Regions from separate parts of the Homo sapiens genome. Here region 1 is linked to region 2. Evidence: read pairs that join two places in POLR2A ChIA-PET (ENCODE). Cell type or tissue: K562. All regions are shown on one strand. Each heading gives the region's core, and the rest is flanking DNA. Links, peaks and the distances in the headings are about the cores only. Region 1 overlaps AIF1L (allograft inflammatory factor 1 like). Region 2 overlaps NUP214 (nucleoporin 214).

Region 1 (5,378 bases), core at 148-5,147, 57 kb before region 2:
CCAGGCATGGCCTTATATGGCAATGGGAGAGATTTTCTCCAGCTTCCCACAGGGACAGAGAGAAGCAGGAGTGGGGCTGGGGGCGCTGCCCCTCAGGGTGGCTGTGCCCTGGGACTTAGCAGGAGGCGCTCAGGGGACAGTGAGGGCTGCCACATGAGCTGGCTAGCAAGTGAGGTCTTTTTTCTTTCTTTCTTTTTTTGAGACGGCGTCTCGCTCTGTCACCCAGGGTGGAGTGCAGTGGCGTGATCTCGGCTCACTGCAACCTCCACCCCCTAAGTTTACGCGATTCTTCTGCCTCAGCCTCCCAAGTAGCTGGAACTATAGGCGCGCACCACCACGCCCGGCTAATTTTTGTATTTTTAGTAGAGACGGGGTTTCACCATATTGGTCAGGCTGGTCTCAAACCCCTGACCTCGTGATCCGCCCCCCTCGGCCTCCCAAAGTGCTGGGATTACAGGTGTGAACCACCACACCCGGCCAACAGGTGAGATCTTCAACACAGTAACGAGCTGTGGCTGTGCTCCATGCCCACAGATTGACATTCATCATCTCGCTGACCCCGCAACAGGGCACCCCAGCAGACAGATGCACAGTGAGAATCTGCAGACAGCCCCATGGGATAAGGATTATCATGACTCCTTTTTTTTTGAGACAGGGTCTCACTGGGTTGCCCAGGCTGAAGTGCAGTGGTGTGATCTCGGCTCACTGCAGTCTTGACCTCCTGGGCTTAGGTGATCCTTGCACTTCAGCCTCCTGAGTAGCTGGGACTATAGGCGTGCACCACCACGCCAAGCTAATTTTTTTTTTTTGTGGAGACAAGGTTTCACCATGTTGCCCAGGCTGGTCTCGAACTCCTAAGCTTAAGCAATCTGCCCACCTTGGCCTCCCAGAGTGCTGAGATTACAGGCATACATCACTGTGCCGGGCCTTGACTTCCATTTTAGAGATGAGGAAACAGGCTTAGCTAGATGAAGTCACCTGCAAGGTCACCCAGCCAGGAAGTGGCAGATCTGGGATTCAAACCCAGTCACCCTGGCCCCTGTCACCAGGTGGCTGCAGCCTAGCTATGACACAGGCCTCTCTTGCTTATATCGATAAGGATCTCTGGCTACTGTCCCAATGGTCCAGCCCTCCTGGGTCGAATGAAGGGCACTCAGCATTCCCTGTCACATTTAGGTACCTGATGGTTTTTTGTTTTGTTTCGCTGTTTTTCATTTTGAGACAGAGTCTCACTCTGTCACCCAGGCTGGAGTGCAGTGGCATGATCTCGGCTCACTGCAACCTCTGCCACCCAAGTTCAAGCGATTCCCCTGCCACAGCCTCCCGAGTAGCTGGGATTACAAGTGCCCACCACCACGGCTAATTTTTGTATTTTTAGTAGAGACAGGGTTTCACCATGTTGGCCAGGCTGGTCTCGAACTCCTGACCTCAAGTGATCCACCCGCCTTGGCCTCCCAAAGTGCTGGGATTGCAGGTATGAGCCACTGCACCTGGCCCCTGATGTTTTTTTCAGAAGCCACATGTCATCTGCACTGGGAAGGCAGCTGGGCAGGGTAGGCTGGGTATCTCTGCCCAGGGGTGTATATATCCCCTGCCCTTCCCCCAGCAATGGGGGGCCTCTGAGACCTGACCCAGGCAAGTATGCAGGTGTGTCTTTTTTCCTATGTACCTGGCAGTGCCACTCTGTCCCTGCCCAGGCGAATGTATGCAGCTGGCATTGCTGGGCACCCACCTCTCTTGCTCTTCCTTAATATATTATAAGGGAGATGGTGATAAGTGGCCACGTGAGCCTCTGAGGATTCAGTGTCCCCTGCAGGTCCAACCAGTTATGACCTTGGTGTGGCCGTGTCACAGGAAGCTGGAGATGGAATTTCTGCAGGGTGTGCTTTATTGCATAGCTGCTTGGGAGTTTTTCTTTAGCTGCCCCATCTGTTGGCGAGGATGCGGCATCTGAATGAGGCCCAGGGCTGCAGTGGGGAATGTGAACCCGCTGTCCTTGTGGGTGCACATTACAGGCTTCTGCTACTCACCAGGTGCCAGCACCACTTGTGGCCTGGCCCTGGCCCTTTAAGAGCCTGTGGGCTGCGTCAGAGGTCCTACGCCCCGGCATGGTGCTTCCTGTCCTTGGAGTTCTTGTCCAAGGCCTGAGCCACCAGCCCCTTGGATGGCCTCCAAGATGGTGATATCCGCCCACCCCAAAATTCTGCTGCAGCTGATACAGAAAGACAAGCCTGGAGGGCCAGGAGCAAGGGTTCGCCAGAAGGTGCTAGAGGTACCAGCCCAGAAAGAGAGTTAAGTCAGCGAGGAGCAGGCAGGTGGGAGGGCTTCTGAGGACAGGCACGGCAGGGGCTGCCAGCTTCTGATGGGTTTGGAAACAGCCCCTCCTGGGCATAGCACTTGGGGGCCTCGCTGGAGGCTGGGATGGGCTTGGGGGACTCTGGCGAGCATCAGAGGCTGTAGGTGACCAGGAAAGGCGGCAGTGAACAGATGCTATTGGGGACTGAGATGGGAGGGTTCAGGCAGGTTGGATGGCCCATCACTGCCAGGTCAGCCGGGGGCTGAGGACAAAGCAAAACTTGCCCTTGAGGGATGGCCAGTGGGCCAAGACTTGCCAGGAGGACTTCAGGGCATCACGGAGGAGCACAGCATGGTCGGTGGGTGATGTTCTTTCCCTGCCCTTCCCCCGCACACACACCTGCCTCTCGATGTGGCTTGAGTTTGGATGATCCTAAGACATAATAATAATTTTGAACACTTAGCAAGTGTACTAGGAGCCAGGCTCCTTCTGTGCAATTAGCTCGTTTAATCCTTACCGCAGGCCAGGCACTAAGGCAGGAGGATAGCTTGAGTCTGTGAGGTTGAGGCTGCAGTGATCCTGCAGATCGTGCCACTGCACTTTAGGCTTGGGAATGGAGCAAGACCCTGACTCAAAACAAAACAAACAAACAAAAAAATTCCTTACAGCAACTCAGTGAGGAGGTTCTGCATATCATTATGATCCCATTTGATAGATAAGCCCACTTTATAGATGAAGAGACTGAGGCCTAGAGTGGTAAACAGGTAAAGTTGCCCTGCCCAGAGCCACAGAGCTAGTATGTGCTAAAGCTGGAATGGCAACCCTGGCAAGTTATCCCCTATGTCCTACACACCCTGGGCTCAGAGAGATGATGTGACGTTTTCAACTGTTGTGAACTTGGGCAAGGCCTGTCCCTTCCGGCACCTCGGTTTCCCCAGCTATTGAACAAGGAGGGCAAGCTGAACGCTGTGAGGAGTCCCTTCTGGTTCTGTGGCTGGGTGGATAATTTAACAGCTCTGCCACCTCCCAGGCCCCAGCCTTGGATGCTCTGGTCCCCGGGGACTGAAAAGTGGGCTCAGCTGCCTGTGTGTCACCCCCCAGCTCCTGCCCGCTTGCATTTCCTGGCCCTTTGCTAGGGACTGATCAGGCCACTGTGGCCTCCAGGCCTGCCCCTCTGCATGTCAATAGCCACTTTCAGGGCCCAGAGGCCCCCTGCACTTCTCACACCTGCTCCCCCACCCCAGCACTTTCTACTTTCTGCAGCCGGGAAAACTTGTCTTTGGGGACAGTGGGTTAGATTGTGTGAGGAGGATAGGGGATAGAATAAACCACCTACCCCCACATCTCCCTGGAGGGCTATAAAGTGGTTCCCTGGCCTCTGGAATAACCTCCTGCAGCTGCCGAAGAGGAAAGGTAACTCCCAGTATTGACTTTCTTTGCCCAGAAACCTGCAGCCAGGCTACCTTCTTGTTTGGGGCAGGCATAGACCTTGAATTGCTAAAACTTGGCAATCCTGAGCAAGTTGAGCAACCTCTCTGGGCCTCAGTTGTCCCATCTGTCAAATGGGGATACCTGGAAAGAGGAGAGAGAAATCATAACTGGCCTACTCCACGGGGAGGGGGCCTCCTTCCTAATCTGCTGAATAGTCTGTGAGGGTCTATGGAGGTTATAAGCTGATTGTATGGGCATAAGTATTAGAAAAAAATAATAAACAGCTAACATTTATTTAGTATTTGCTGGCCGGGTGCGGTGGCTCATACTTGTAATCCCAGCACTTTGGGATGCTGAGATGGGCGGACTGCTTGGGCCCAGGAGGTTGAGGTTGCAGTGGGCTATGATTGTGCCACTGCACTCCAGCCTGGGCAACAGAGCGAGACTCTGTCTCAAAAAAAAAAAAAAAATTCATGCAGCCATGAAGTGGATTCAAACTCAGGCATTCTGGCTCCAGTCTGCCTTTTTTTTTTCTTTATTTTGCTTTTCTTCCAAACACCTGGGGTGGCTTCTATCTCTGTCTCCTCTGCCTATGGACCCAGGGTCAGGGCAGCCAGGGGTCCTGGAAAGACAGGGTACCTGTGCCTTTGGCAGGGACGGGGGGAGGATGCCTGCAGGGAGGGAGCTGTGGGTGGTACATGAGCAGGAACCAAGAATCCAAAGCTCAGAGGTGGAGCAGGCGTGGCAGCCTGGCTGGTGGAGTCCTGTTCCTGCCACTGCCCGCCGGGCTCCCCCATCCCCTACCCAGGCATGGTCAGCACAGCTGCCCTAATCCCAGAGCCAGTGAGGGCTGCCCACACATGAGGAGCTCAGCTGCCTCTCCCACCCTGGTCACTTGTGGCCCAAGCATTTGTCATGTTTTGTTTTGTTTTGTTTTTTAAGACAAAGTCTCACTGTGTGGCCCAGGCTGGAGTGCAGTGGCGCGATCTCAGCTCACTGCAACCTGCACATTCCGGGTTCAGACAATTCTCCTGCCTCAGCCTCCCAAGTATAGCTGGGATTACAGGTACGTGTGGTTTTTAGTAGAGACAGGATTTCACCATGTTGGCCAGGCTGGTCTTGAACTCCTGACCTCAGGTGATCCGCCTGCCTTGGCCTCTCAAAGTGCTGGGATTACAGGCGTGAACCACCACACTGGGCTGCATTTGTCATTTTTGGCTCTAAGGAAAAATAGGATTCCAAACCCTAAGCCCCTCCAGCCTCTGTCATGCGTGGGCACACACTTTTGCAAAGCTGCCTGATCGTTGCAGGGGTGAGGATGGAGAAAATAATGGACCGAATGGCAGGCCTGTCCATTCATTCAATGGATGTTTTGTTGTTGTTGTTGTTGCTTTTTTTTTTTTTTTAGAGACAGGGTCTGGCTGGAGTGCAGTGGTGCAGTCAAAGCTCATTGCAGCCTTCACCTCCTGGATTCAAGTGATCCTCCAGCCTCAGCCTCCCAAGTAGCTGGGACTACAGGCACGCACCACCACACCCAGCTAATTTTTTAATTTTTTGTAGAGATGGGATCTCCCTATGTTGCTCAGGCTGACTTCAAACTTCTGGCCTCAAGTGATCCTCCCTCCTCGGGCTCCTCAACAGATGTTTATTG
Region 2 (5,378 bases), core at 124-5,123:
TGCAGTGGCGTGATCTCAGCTCACTGCAGCCTCCGCCTCCTGTGTTCAAGTGATTCTTGTGCCTCAGCCTCCCAAGTACCTGGGATTATAGGCATGCATCACCCTGCCCAGCTAATTTTTGTATTTTTAGTCAAGGCGGGATTTCACCATGTTAGCCAGGCTGGTCTGGAAGTCCTGGCCTCAGGTGATCTGCCCACCTTGGCTTCCCAAAGTGCTGAGATTACAGGTGTGAGCCACAGCGCCCAGCCACCTGGCCTGTTTTTAATTTTTGAGAATCAAGTTGCATAGCCATGAAGGTTAACAGTCGCCCAAAATTTAAATAAAATTATTGCAGGCCTATAATAAGTTAAATAGCTAAAATTTTAAATAATGACAGATTCAGTTTTTAGTGCTGATAGTGTTCTTTGATTTTGCAAACAAATGAGTATTTCTCAAATGGGAAGATGACTTATATGTTCTATGCTGTGAATAGATAGGTTTAGAATTACTTTCAGCACCGTTTTGTCTCCATTACAGTTAATTTTATGGGTGGGAGAGCAAAATCTAAATGGATGCACTGTCTGAGTACCAGAATGGAATGGAAAATTCCCAGACCATGGAACTGAGAAATGAGAATTAAGCAAGAACATTTGTTCCCTGGGGGCCTAGGCAGCCATACCCATTCTGTTTCCCTTTTCATTGTACCACCTCTCTGCCACCTCTGCCTCCTGGGTTCAAGTGATTCCCCTGCCTCAGCCTCCTGAGTAGCTGGGATTACAGGCACCTGCCACCCTGCCTGGCTAATTTTTGTGTTTTTAGTAGAGACGGGGTTTTACCATGTTGGCCAGGCTGATCTTGAGCTCCTGACCTCAAGTGATCTGCTTGCCTCAGCCTCCCAAAGTGAGGAGCCACCACTCCTGGCCAATTTTGTTTTTCATTTTAATTATAAAGTTTTTTTATGTAACTTTTTTATTTGTATACATTATTAGAGACAGAGTCTTGCTGTGTTGCCCAGGCTGATCTTTAACTCCTGGCTTCAAGCAGTCCTCCTGCCTTGGCCTCCCAGGGTGTTGGGATTATAGGCCTGAGCCACTACACCCGGCCTCATTTTAATTATATAGTTTTAAAAATCGTATTAAAACCTATTCTGTTTTCCTTGTTCATTATGGTTCTTAATATAGAAGTATTTTAGAATTCTTTTGACTGTTTTGATACATCTTCCCCCAAACTATCAGAAAAACAAGTTATTTGCCTTTTAATTTTTTTCTTATAGGAAATTCGGCGCCTTCATCAGTATGTGAAATTTGCTGTCCAAGATGTGAATGATGTTCTAGACTTGGAGTGGGATCAGCATCTGGAACAAAAGAAAAAACAAAGGTGAATGAGATCTCTCATCTGCAATGTGTTGGAATAGATATTGCTATTGCCATTTTAAAAAGGTTATTTAGGAACATATGAAAATCCCAGGCCGGGTGCGGTGGCTCACGCCTGTAATCCCAGCACTTTGGCAGGCCGAGGCGAGTGGATCACCTGAGATCGGGAGTTCGAGACCAGCCTGACCAACATGGAGAAACCCTGTCTCTACCAAAAACACAAAATTAGCCGGGCATGGTGGCACATGCCTATAATCCCAGCTACTATGGAGGCTGAGGCAGGAGAATCGCTTGAACCCAGGAGGCGGAGGTTGCAGTGAGCTGAGATCGTGCCACTGCCCTCCAGCCTGGGCAACAAGAGCGAAATTCCCATCTCAAAAAAAAAAAAACAAGAAAGAGAAAATCTCTACAAAACGTTCATTCTTTTTAACAGTCATTCTACTTGAAATATTTTTCTATAGAAACAACAAATGATACTCAGTAATTTACATAAAATAATTTATATTGCAGTATAATTTATGATAGTGAAAAATTGGATTCAGCCTAATTATCTAAAGGTACAGGAGTGGCTAAATAAATATGGTCGCTTTTTTTCTTAACTACAGAATACCCTGTAACCATTGACTAGCATGTTCTCCAATAAATTATTTAATATATTGAATACATATTCTATGTTCTACAAAATGTATGAATATATAACTATTTCGCTATAATTATTAGATGTAATATAAAAATTTAATAAGTAAAAAGACAAAAGCATATTGGCTAATAAGAATGTGGAGGTACAAAAGTAAATAGATGTAACAAAATATTCGTAGTTATATCTGCAAAACGGGATTAAGGAGAATTTTCCGTAATACTCTTCTGTATATTTCAAATTTTCTTTTTTAGAAAACATTTGTAATTAGTGTGGATAATTAAAAAGATGAGAGAAATGATGGCAAAGTAATGGGAAAACCTTTTAGCATAGTTTTTTATCCCTAGATATTTGGTTTTAAGCCACATATTTTCCACAAGGAGTAGAATGTCATGCACCATGAGAGCATGAAGTGCCCATTAGAAATTTGAAAAATGAATCAGCCATGAAATGTTAGATTTCTGAAACACCTACACTTGATTAATGATTAGCTAGCCCTGTATGAAAACAAACCAAGAAATGGTCTATTTGATGTACTTTTCAGTGGGACAACCTGGGTGTGATATCAGGGACAGGACTATAATATGCTTATAATTTAGTAAGCACAATTCAATAAATTACATTGTGTTATGTGGAGAAAGGCTAAAAATCCCAACTGGAGGACCCTCAGCTTGCAGCATAGATAGGTATAGGGAGATAGAAGTGAGAAGCTCTCCTCCGCCACTATCTAAGGGGAGAATTCTGTGGCCTGTGGACTGGAGCACTTGTCTCCATGGGCAGTGGGGCCCCATTAGAGAACTAGCTCACACACCTGGTTCTGATTCATGTTTAACCATATGGTTTGCTTTCCCACAAGGGAAACAATGGTCTAACCTTACAGTGGGTACATTCTGCTCTGCTCAATGGTTGTATTTCTTTTTGGTAATTAACAAGTTAGCCTTGTAAGAAAGTGCATGATGCTTAAAGAGAAGCCAAGCTTTTTTTTCCTTTGTAACAATTCTGTGGATTTACTACTTATGCTTTTCTGAGTTCTCTTTCTGCAGAGTTCAAATTCTTAAATCTGTACAATTTTCTATTTTGATAGCACTTCTCTGTTTCAGGGCCATCCCTGAATATTACCTTGAACCCTATTGAAATGCCTTTTTTTTTTTTTTTTGAGACTAAGTCTCGCTGTGTCACCCATATTGGAGTGCAGTGGCGCGATCTCGGCTCACTGCAACCTCCGCCTCCGGGGTTCAGGCGATTCTCCTGCCTCAGCCTCCTTGAGTAGCTGGGATTACAGGTGCGTGCCACCACACCTGGCTAATTTTTGTATTTTTAGTAGAGATGGGGTTTCACCATGTTGGTTAGGCTGGTCTCCAACTCCTGACCTCGTGATCCACCCACCTCGCCCTCCCAGAGTGCTGGGATTACAGGCGTGAGCCACCGCGCCTGGCCTGAAATGCCTTTTAAAAATTATATGTTGAACTACCTTGTTACCAGAGGCAGTCATTCAAGTCAGCCCTGAACTCAAAGAGGTAATGGGAAAAAGGGAAATAAATCCAGAGGTTTCTGTTTAGCAAGCATTTTTCATTCCATGATTTGTGTTGAGGCAAAATATACATAGAGTCACTTGTTGCTTAACGTGCGTTCTGAGAATTTCATTGTTAGGCGATTTTGTCATTATATGATCATCACAGAATGTGCTTACACTATGTGTACTTATTACCTAGATGACATCACCTATTACACACCTAGGCGCTTATGGTGTATAGCCTGTTGCTCCTAGACCACAGTACCATACAGCAAGCTTGTCCAACCCACGGCCTGCAGGCTTCATGTGGCCCAGGACAGCTTTGAATGCAATCCAACACAAATTCGTAAACTTTCTTAAAACATTCTGAGATTTTTTTGATTTTTTTTTTAAGCTTATCAGCCAGCATTAGTATATTTTATGTGTGGCCCAAGACAATTCTTCCTCCAGTGTGGCCCAGGGAAGCAAAAGATTAGACACCCCTGCTGTACAGCATGGTTTTGTACTGACTACTATAGACAATTGTAACACAAATCACTAGGCAATAGGAATTCAGCTCTACTGTAATCTTATAGGATCATCGTTGTATATGCAGTCCATCATTGACCAAAATGTCGTTATGTGGCACATGACTGTATTGACATACCATAGCAAAGAAAATTTGGTTTATAACTGATGTGGGATTATTCCTTATGTTTTTATATGTATGATTTTTCCTATCCCCTCTGCAAATTAATGCAGTCAGAAAAAAATTTCAAAGCTACTTAAAGATTTCTACTGAAAAGCGGAAGCAAATAGACCTGTCGCCCTCTACAGTCAGACCTACTTCCCAGAGGCAGCTACTGTTGTCTCTGTCTTGTTTTAGTTCTTTTGGGCAGGTTACCTTCCTGATGCTAAATCTTATGCTGTCCCCCTATTTCTTGACAATAGTCTGAAGAATTAACTGACTCCCATAGACTTCCAGTGAACCTTTTTTTTTTAATTGAATATAATTTACATTCAGAAAAACAGATAAATTCTAAGTAGAAAGCTGACTGGCTTTTTCCTGGTTCCTGACTCACACCTCACTCCTGCCCTTTTCTTCCCAGGGCCTCTCTCAGGTTTCACCTAATGTATGCTGTCCTTTGCTACAGGACTGGCCTGCCTGTTTCCAGCTGTTTTCTCCACATTCCATTTTATCTTCATTAGGCTTTCATCTCCTTTTTATTTTCTAGTAATTTCTTAATGGTTCTTGTCCAGTGCTGGTTCTCCATTTTATCATTTTCACTGTTACCATTGTAGTCTTGTTTGTTTTTTTACTGGGAGATTCCTTTACTTGAACCATTCATGTTTAATTCTTTTCTCATTGTTGTCAACAGGCACCTGCTTGTGCCAGAGCGAGAGACACTGTTTAACACCCTAGCCAACAATCGGGAAATCATCAACCAACAGAGGAAGAGGCTGAATCACCTGGTGGATAGTCTTCAGCAGCTCCGCCTTTACAAACAGACTTCCCTGTGGAGCCTGTCCTCGGCTGTTCCTTCCCAGAGCAGCATTCACAGGTGTGGAGAGGACTTGCACTCAATAAATATGGGTGAATGAATGCATGAACATTTAGGGAGTCTTAGAGTGGTTCAGATATGGGTTTGCAAGTGACTCTGTGTCTCTCACCTGTGTAATCCTGGTCAGGGTCCCACCCTCTCTGATCCTTTGTTTCTTTGCCTAAAAAATGAGGATGACAATACCTGCTTCGTGGGATTGTTGGAGAGTTAAATTAAGTCTGTAAAATATTACACTGATGAAATGGGTGCTGAATATATCATAGCAAGTGATACACCATAGTAACAGTGTCATGGTTTGATTGAAAATCAGCTGATAGGATTAAGTTGACTGACTT

What was found. Peaks named below come from ENCODE experiments on the same cell type or tissue, not always from the same donor. Only the 100,000 strongest peaks of a DNase experiment are listed, where the experiment ranks them.
Region 1: POLR2A ChIA-PET joins it to region 2 with 5 read pairs; 2 of 35 experiments call an interaction of 5 or more read pairs at or near these places.

The regions. Positions count from the first base shown.
Region 1 is chr9:131,100,717-131,106,094 of GRCh38, forward strand. All of the region lies in intron 2 of AIF1L (allograft inflammatory factor 1 like), which reads left to right. Among named protein-coding and RNA genes, the nearest start is that of AIF1L, 6.9 kb to the left of the region's middle. RefSeq lists enhancers at 820-1,370, 1,636-2,555. In K562, for the core only: no CTCF peak of the experiment used is centred there; DNase peaks (open chromatin) are centred at 1,075 and 2,135; H3K27me3 peaks cover 3,591 bases.
Region 2 is chr9:131,158,131-131,163,508 of GRCh38, forward strand. NUP214 (nucleoporin 214) reads left to right here. Exons shown (of 36, transcript NM_005085.4): 18 at 1,253-1,356; 19 at 4,861-5,043. Among named protein-coding and RNA genes, the nearest start is that of NUP214, 35 kb to the left of the region's middle. In K562, for the core only: no CTCF peak of the experiment used is centred there; DNase peaks (open chromatin) are centred at 2,781 and 4,351.